2 separate regions of the Homo sapiens genome follow, and region 2 is linked to region 1. Evidence: chromatin contacts called from ENCODE Hi-C or POLR2A ChIA-PET data. All regions are on one chromosome and are shown on one strand. Each heading gives the region's core, a stretch centred on a gene start or an enhancer-like site at or near the end of the contact. The rest is flanking DNA. Distances are from core to core; before and after follow the strand shown.

The links. A loop is a pair of places that touch in the nucleus more often than their neighbours do. ChIA-PET counts read pairs that join two places held with the same protein, here RNA polymerase II (POLR2A). Pooled maps may share reads with other maps.
Region 2: a loop to region 1 is called in a pooled map, with 2.8 times the contacts of the local background. The contact joins the promoter of TMEM272 here to the enhancer-like site in region 1. A Hi-C loop is called at or near these places in 2 of 168 maps with a recorded cell type or tissue (Caco-2 and thyroid gland) and 7 of 50 pooled maps. POLR2A ChIA-PET finds 5 or more read pairs at or near these places in 1 of 52 experiments (BJ).

What each region holds. Positions count from the first base shown.
Region 1 is chr13:51,993,412-51,997,836 of GRCh38, forward strand. The region is part of intron 1 of ATP7B (ATPase copper transporting beta); the gene reads right to left. Among named protein-coding and RNA genes, the nearest start is that of ATP7B, 16 kb to the right of the region's middle. RefSeq lists a silencer at 2,622-2,916. Within about 2 kb of position 2,385, at least 8 of the 41 ENCODE cell types and tissues checked have a DNase peak (open chromatin) inside an H3K27ac peak, as active enhancers do.
Region 2 is chr13:51,843,080-51,847,553 of GRCh38, forward strand. TMEM272 (transmembrane protein 272) reads right to left here and starts at 2,098. Exons shown (of 5, transcript NM_001351003.2): 1 at 1,937-2,098.

The DNA.
Region 1 (4,425 bases), core at 1,135-3,634:
GAGAAACTGGAAATGGTGGCATGCACCTGTGGTGGCAGCTACTCAGGGGGCTGAGGCAGGAAAATCATTTGAACCCGGAAGGTCGAGGGTGCTATGAGCCATGATCATGCCACTGCACTCCAGCCTCGGCATCAGCAAGAGACCATGTCCCAAAATAAAAAACTTAGAAAAAAACAAACAAAGGAAAAATAGAGTTGCAACTGTGCTCAGATAGATTACTGGGTTATCACAGTCCTGTCCAGACCTTCAGACAACACATCAAACATATCTCAGAGTTGGAAATTCTTCTGAAAAAGCATAATTTTGGCAGAAGTAACACTATTTTGCATTTGCATGATAATCTACAAAGTGCTTTCACAATCATATGAGGCAGGATTTATCATCCACTTTGCAATGAAGAATCTAAAGGAGAGTGTCCAAGACTCACCTGCCCAGGTCCCACAACTTGTGTTGGGTCTGCACTCAGATCCCCTCCACCAAGGCCTCTTCCCCAGCCCTCCTTTCTGAAGAGGCTCCCCTAGTCAGCTTCAGGTCGCCCCACTAGTCACAGATTGGTGCTGGCCTTAAAAATCACCAGCACACGTCATATCTCAAAACTTCAGATATAGGCTGGAAATTGTAAAGTAACAGTTTGGACATTTTTTAAAAATGCCTCAAGCATTTTCACCCCAACATATTTAGTATTTCACTATTTTAAACACATGGCTAAAAGTATAAATGTTCACCGTATATTGTATAAACCGGCAACATATGAAAAGGCTGATTAAAAGATTAAACGCTCTGTCACTCTTTAAAATTCTAAGTGATTTAACACATTAGTTTAGCTACTGGCTTAATACAGTTTAAAGAGACATAAAATGAAATTTATAAAACTACTTTAGAAAACAAAGTAATTAAAATTGTATCTATCACCTCACTTCCCTCCCCTAAAACCACTCGAACCTCTGTGTAGAAGCTACCCAAACGGGCAGCCACTGAATAATTCTACATTTCATATTTTTAAATTTGCCTAGGAAAAAACTTTAAAGGAGTCTCTTGGAAATTTCCACAAATTCAGAACACCAAAAAACACTTTTAATATTTTAAAATAAATACCTCCGAGCATAGTTATATCCTTGGTTAAAAACCTGATAGCAAAATGCAGAATCTTTAAATACTCAAAAGGAGTTTCTGTCTTCAATATCCAAGTACCCTGTGATTTCAACGTATGTAAATCTCTTGCATAGCACATTTGAAAGTTCTTTTCACAAAATTTCCTTTAGTCTTTGGGACTTTAACCAATGAACAGCACAAAAATAAGTCTTAGAGGAAGCAAAGTACTTATGAAACCTTCCTTTGTATCTAACTAGTAAATGCCTTCAAAAGTTGTTTTTTATTTTCGTCTGACTAGGTCAATGAAGAAGACCCTGTACACACCACCAGTCTGCTCAGAAATGCTGCTAAAAGGCACCATTTTTACAAAACGTTATACTGTCTTACTTTTGGACATGACCTAACCTTTGGAGTAACAAAACTTCAACTTGCTTAAGAAAAGGAACTTCATTTTGCAGCATTTTCAAAATGTTTAGTTAAAATGTACAGATTAACAAAATAAGGTATACACTATAAAACATATTAGTAAAAAGAAGGAAGGATTCATTTTTGTTTGACTTGCATTGTGGAAAACTTTTGCTTCATAGAGTCTTACAAAATATTCTGAAAATAAAAAGCAACAAAACCCAAACTTCCAAGCCATGGTGTAATTAATCAGCTTGACTCCTGCCAGGTGCTACATTCACACTCTCATTCCGCTCCCCAGACCTCTCCCCAATATCCCACACAAGAGACATGGAGAGAAACCTCCATCTTTAAAATGGGTCCAGGCCCTTCCAGGCTTTTTAGCCCATCTGCAATTGCACTGACCTGACTGGAACTCATTTCCCAGGTTCCATTCAAAACTCTCTGTGGAAATTCTCCTTCCTCTGACGGTGGAGTGCCTTCCTCCACAGTAGACACTGGCCTGGCTGAATGCCTAACCCCAGGGCTCTTCCTAAAGGACCACTGCTTGTGGACAGACAGCAGGGTCACATGTTGGTCACTCAGAGTTGCCAGGAAGGACTGCTCGGGGCTCTGGGGCACATCACCCCTGGCTTTCTCTATCGCTGAGTTCACGGCCACGGCTTCCCTCCTCACTAAAGCAGTTCACCTTCAGCAGACTATTTGGTTGTGTTAGAGAGAAATGCTTTAGAAGTGTCCTCCTAATTAGCAAGGGGAAGACACCCTTCTACTCCTGACCCAGCCCAGGAGAGGCTGCCAGCAGTCTTCAGCCTGGCAGCAAGCTTTGGGAACTTGGGCAGGCTGCACAGTACTGCACCTATTTGCTTTTGTTTATCTACAACCGTCCCAGCACTTGGCACCCTCTCACTCAACACACTGTGTGCAGCACTGCAGATCTTTGCACACAGCCCATGCACACCCTCACCCAGTGCACACTGGACACCCGGCCAAGGTGTCCATGAGCACAACATGTAATCACTTGCCAGAGTGCAGCAGTTTCCTTTTGGCCATGTGCACTCCTAGAAACCCAGTCTAGAGGCAGGAGAGATATGCCACTTCCTTTTATTACCAAACTGCTAGCACTTTCTTGGAATTGCTTCAGCTGCCTCTTCCACAGCTCCAATGTTGGCAGCGTGCAGAATACTTGGTGAGAGAAGTATTTCCTAGGCAACATGACTTGTATTTTCAAGAAGGTGTAAGAAAGTTCCATGTTTCCTGTAGCTTTGTTTTCCCTTGGACCAAAGGCTTGACTTCAGTAAGAACTGACTGCACAAACTGGCTAACAAGGCTCATCTGTTTAAGCAGCACCACGGCCAGGAACTAAGGCACAATTCAGGCTTCTCAGGCTACCTGCTGTTCCACATGGGGATTAATAGGAGGAGACACACGACACTGTGGTAATTCCAGCAGCAGCCTGCTCTGTCGGGCAGCGCTGCCTCCATTCCCACCCCACCACTCGGGGACCAGAAGGAGAGACCACATCCCCCATGGCAGGAACAGCTCCACCACAGCCACTAATTCCAGCCATACCTCCTGCTGCAAGTGAGTGTGGAATTGAATTCAGGGTAAAATGATCACTCTGTCTCTCCGTGTTATTCTTCACAGCAGAATGTACCAGCAGGGGGTCACTAAGGTGTGCACCCAGTGAGGGCACTCAGAACACATGCCCAAGGTCACTGAAGGCTGCCTCCTCATAGGTTGCCCACAGTGACGCTTCCTCCCCCATTAACACTGTCATCCCTGCCCCAAGAACTCCTGACTGAGAGATCTGTTCTCTTTGAGGAAAGGCAACACCAAGGCTGGTCCATGCACCAAAGCCCCTTCGTGCCTGCTTTATCCTGCTGCTTCTTACCACACTTGTGGCGGTTGCTATCACTTCTAAAGCACACGCTGAGCAACCAACTCCTCCAAAATGTGTCTGGGTTTGTTTCTTATCTCCTAAGTGCTCAGCCAAAAAACAAAGAACCTGCCTCAATTTCCAAGAAATGTCATTCAAACCCATTTTCATCAAAGGAAAGGTATATTTGATGCTAAAGGCCTTGAGCCCCAACCCTAGCCTCCCTGCCAGAGGCCAGCACTGTGGGGCTGTGCAGCTGCCTCTATGGGAGCCCATGTAAATACATCAGGTGCATCTGTGATTGCTTTCTAGTGATTCTTCAGGTCTTGCTTATCTATGTCTCTCCCTTCCTGAAAGGATCTATCAGGAGCCTCACATGCCCTGCTGACCACCTGACATTTCATTTATGGGGCATCAGAAGTAGATTTTCCAGGTAACTGAAGCTCATCGCTTTGAGCATTAGATTTTTTAAAAATTTTGTCATTCTGGGTGAAAATATTCCCCATAAGTGACATCTATTTTTCCGCTGCCTTTTAAAGTGAGTTATTGAACATATTTTAACTTTTCCTTGGTGACATGAGATCATTATAAATATAAATGCTTCTTCTGTGCTGTGCCTATGAATAGCTAATAAGGAAAATATGTTGGGATCATATGTCCCACATGCTTTTAAATAATCTATTCTGTTAGCTCCATGAAATTGAAATACTTCACCATTCAAACCATTTCTAGATGGTGGCTCAGACCCAGAAGACAGCCAGAAAAGGGGGCTGGGGCCAGGTTAGAAAGGGCAGAGTCTAGACTTTGTCCTGTGGGTGGTGTAGAATCACCAGGAGTTTCTGAGGAGAGAACTCACAGAATCATATTTGTGATCTGGAAACAGTTTGGGCAGAAACAAGAATGAAGACCCAGGAGAGGAGGGATTACAAGGGGCAGAAAATTTAATAGTAGAATACGATTAAACAAACGAGGAGGCCTCCCAACTCAGTGACTGCTGGATCACAGCAGGTGACAAAAAGTGGGGGCCTGAGGATGACAATGCCATTTCCAGT
Region 2 (4,474 bases), core at 848-3,347, 150 kb before region 1:
ATTTTTATTACTCTCATAGGCAAAAGTGGAAATTAATTATTTTAATTTACATTTTTGATTGCCAGTGATATTTTGCCAATTCTTTCTAGGCTTATTTCCCAGTTGTATGTTCCCCCTTGTGATTTGGTTTTTATGACCCAAGATATGGATTTATTTCAATTCAGAGGAAGCCCACAAAGAAAGCTGCAATTTGAGAAAATAGCAGTGAATCTGCTTTTTGATTCACAGAATTCACTGTGTGAATTTGCAGATTCAAATACACTACAAAAGACCTATTCACTATTATGGTGGGGACTTGAACAACTCACAAAAAACTGCACGTTCCTTGGAGCCCTTTGAAGCGGCAGCTCTTCCAAAAGAGGGTCCCTCAACAGCAAGAGATGCCCAATAGAGCAAATACATACTAATGATGGATTCATGTCAATGCAATCCATTAAATGATTGACTAAAATCTGTAATGACACAGATTTTAGTCAATTTCTATACCTTCTATATCTTCTACTAAGAAAACGTACATTTTTTCTTATTTGATAGAAAGTTTTCTTATTTGTTAGAAATCTGAAACAGGAAGAGATTGGGGTAACAGGCCGGGCAGTGCCTTCTCTCCAGTGTGAACAAACAGTGACTTACAAGTCTATCCTTGGGCATGCTGTGATAGGACTGTGTGTCTCACACCTGCCTCTGCACCTAGAAGGGCAGTGATAATAGCCCCTGCTGCTTCCTCTCCTAGCAGCTGAGTGATAATAAAGGGCACGATGGGAATTAATCAATAATAATTGCCAAATGATATGCTCAATGCATTTTCAATTTTCAGTCCAATTGATATATCTCAGTGGTTCTCAACCAGAGGTGATCTGATCCCCAAGGCACATTTGGCAATATGTGGAGACATTTTTAATAGTCATGGCTGGAGCAGGGCTGTCGATAAAGAGACCAGAGATACTGAAAAACATCCTCCAAGGAGCAGGGCAGTCCCCAACAACACTTATCTGCTCCAAAATGTCAATAGGACTAGGTCTGAGAAACTTTCTATGTCTGTCTAACATTCCCAGTTTTAGAGTTCAAATTTGTAAAATTCTACTTTTGTTAACCTCTGAGTTGTGTCATGAATCAACAGTAAACATATATATATGTATATATATGTGTGTATGTGTAGACACACACACATATATATATATGATTGTGTTTTTACTGATTGGCTTGGTAAATTAAACTATTTATTCCTAAATCAGCTGTGAGGACCAACTCACTCTTGGTTTTGAATAACATTGAATATTAGACATTAACCATCCCCATACCTGTTCCTTCAAAGCAGATGTTAACTAGTATTGTTGAATATTTTCAACAAACATTTCGGGTGCTCAGGACACAGTCCTTTCTTATCTGTAGCTCTCTGTGTAACCTGTGCTGTTTTCTCTCCTAACCATGCCCGAATGCATGAATTCAGTGGAGGTTATCGCATACCTACTGTGTCTCAGAGTCATTCCACAACCTCCCTAGGATGCCTTCATTGTTTGGCTCCTAGGAAATGAAAAATGCACTTCCTTTGAGCTCTACCACCCCTTTAAAATGACCAAGTCAAAGCCACTTGCTCACAGCCCCAATAGGTAAGACATGGAGGTGATGCCTGTGGTCCCCACTCGCTGTCCTGCAGCCGGTAGGTTGTTTCTAAGAGTCCCACACAACTTGCCTTCGCCCTGCAGTTAATTATTCCTTTACGATTGTTCTCTTCTCCAGAAAACCCATCTCCCTTAGACTCAGTGAAGATTGTTTTCGTTCCCTCCACACAATTAAGAAAAGCACTTCCACAATGTAGTCATTTTCTTTCCAGGAAGCATAATCAGCACATTGGCATCTTCCTAAGAATGATTTCAAGAAACCCTCTGCTAGGACTGTCTCTCCAACTTCACAGGCTGCCCAGGGTTGCCGGACTCACCTGAGCTAAGCAGAGTGGGATCCAGAATCGGGCAGCACTCAGCACCTCTGTGGTCCCGAAGTCCAGGGCTGCCTCTGTGGGGCTCCTCTTGACTTGGGGCTCCCACTCCCTGTCGCACGCTTTCTTTCTCCCTTTCTCTCCTGCAGCACAACAGCAACTCGTGGCTTTTCCTCTAAGGGGCGGGTTCTCTCCATTTCCCACTCCCACGTGTGGGGAGAGCAGCCCCACCGCCGGCTCATACCCCTGCAGTGTTCCCCAGGCCCGCAGGGGGGCAGCAGAGCGACCCTGGGAGCTGTGGAAACATGGCCGACCCCTTGGAGTTAGGAATTCCCGCGGGAAACATTTCATTTCAGTCCCTTAGGCACTAAACCTAGGGACTTAGTTCTGGTGCGAGCCCCTTCTCACCCCTTGCCCTCCCTGCATGTTGGTGGCACACGAGAAAGGGTGGACCGAACAGCGGCTGCTTAGGAAAGAGTGTGAAGGTACTCAAAGTGGGCTGAGGTAATGAGAGGTGCCCTATGGACTTCAGGACTGCCACGTAGAAAAGGGATTAAATTGATTCCGAGTCATTGCAGACGGCCAGATCTGAGATAGAATGAAGTTACAAGAAGGCTGAATTGTGCCCCATGTCATAAACTTTGTAACAGTGGCCTTCTTAGACCTGAAGCAGGCTGCTTTGTGAGGCTGTTGTGTGTCTGTATTGTAAGCAAGCACCTAGCAGTAGAAGTTCTCAGCTGCTGATTTATAAGAAGTGCCAGAGATTCTTTATTGAAATGCAGATTCCTGTACCACCTCCCAAAGATTCTCAATCTGTAGGTCTGGGCCTGGGCCCAGGAATCTGCAGTTTAGACTCTGCTAAGTCTCCTGTAGGTGCTCCATGGACCACACTTAGAGAAACTGGCGTCACATGACTTAAAGGCATTCTCCAACCCTGACATTCCAGGTTTTTTGTTGTCATTTCGGTGGAAAAGGCCAGTCTACTGGGGAGGGACTGGGGGAGGGACTGGTGTGAGGCAAGAGAAGAGCCTATTATGTAAAATGCAAGGAGCTGCTCCCTCTGAAGCTACCCCTGCATTGCACACCCCTGGGAGGAGGGCACCTCTCCGGGCTCACTCTAGGGCTGGCCCTGCCACTCTCCCAGTCCTGAATCCAAGGTGACCACTTCACACCACAGGACAGGGTGAAGCAGAGGAGCAAGGGGAGGAGAGCCTGCTAGAGGAAAGGACATACAGTCACAGTCATGAGCCACATAACAATGTTTCAGTCAATGATGGACCACACAGATGGTGGTTCCTTAAGATTATAATGGAACTAAAAAATTCCTATCACCTAGTGATGTCATAGCAGTCATAATGTTGTAGTGCAACACATTACTGATGTGTTTGTGGTGATGTTGGTGTAAACAAACCTACTGCACTGCCAATCACATAAAAGTAAAGTACATACAATTATGTACAGCACATGATACTTTACAGTAATAAAAAACAACGAAGTCACTGCTTTATGTATTTATACTATACTTTTTATCATTATTTTAGAGTGTACTCCTTTACTTATATATATTAAAAAAAGGTTAACTGTAAAAATGCCTCAGGCAGGTCTTTCAGGAGGTATCCAGAAGAAGGCATTGTTATCATAGGAGATGACAGCTCCTGCCTGTTATTGCCCCTGAAGAACTTCCAGTGGGACAAGATGTGGAGATGGAAGATAGTGATATTGATGATCCTGACCCTGTGTAGGCCTAGGCTAATGTAATGTATGTATAATGTATGGGCTAATGTATGAGTCAAAATTAAAAAAAATTATAAAGTAAAAAAGTTACAGTAAGCTAAGGTTACTTTATTATTAAAGAAAAATATTTTTAATAAATGTAGTGTAGCCTAAGTGTACAGTGTTTATGAAGGCTATAGTAGTGTGTAGTAATGTCTTAGGCTTTCACATTCACTAATCACTCACTCACTGACTCATCCAGAGCAACTTCCAGTCCTGCAAGCTCCATTCATGGTAAATGCCCTATACAGGTGCACCATTTTTTAATCCTTCATATCCTATTTTTACTGTACACAATGTTTAGATACACAAATACTATGTGTAGTATTTTCTACGTTTAGATACACAAATACTTACCACAGTGTTACAACTGCCTACATTATTCAATACAGTAACATGCCATGGTCTCTGGCCTTTTGGGAACAGTACTGGTCCCTAGCCTTTTAGGAACCGGGCCCCACAGCAGGAGATGAGTGGCAGGTGAGCAATCATTACCACCTGAGCTCCACTTCCTGTCAGATCAGCAACGGCATTTGATTCTCACAGGGGCACAAATCCTTCGTGAACTGTGCATGCCAGAAATCTAGGTTGCACACTCCTTATGAGAATCTAATGCCTGATGATCTGAGGTTGAACGGTTTCATGCCAAAACCTTCCCCATCCCCACCCTCATGAAACTGGTCTCCGGTGCCAAAAAGATTGGGGACCACTGGGTGTGTAGTAGGCTATACTATGTGAGTTTGTGTGAATACATTCTATGACCTTCAC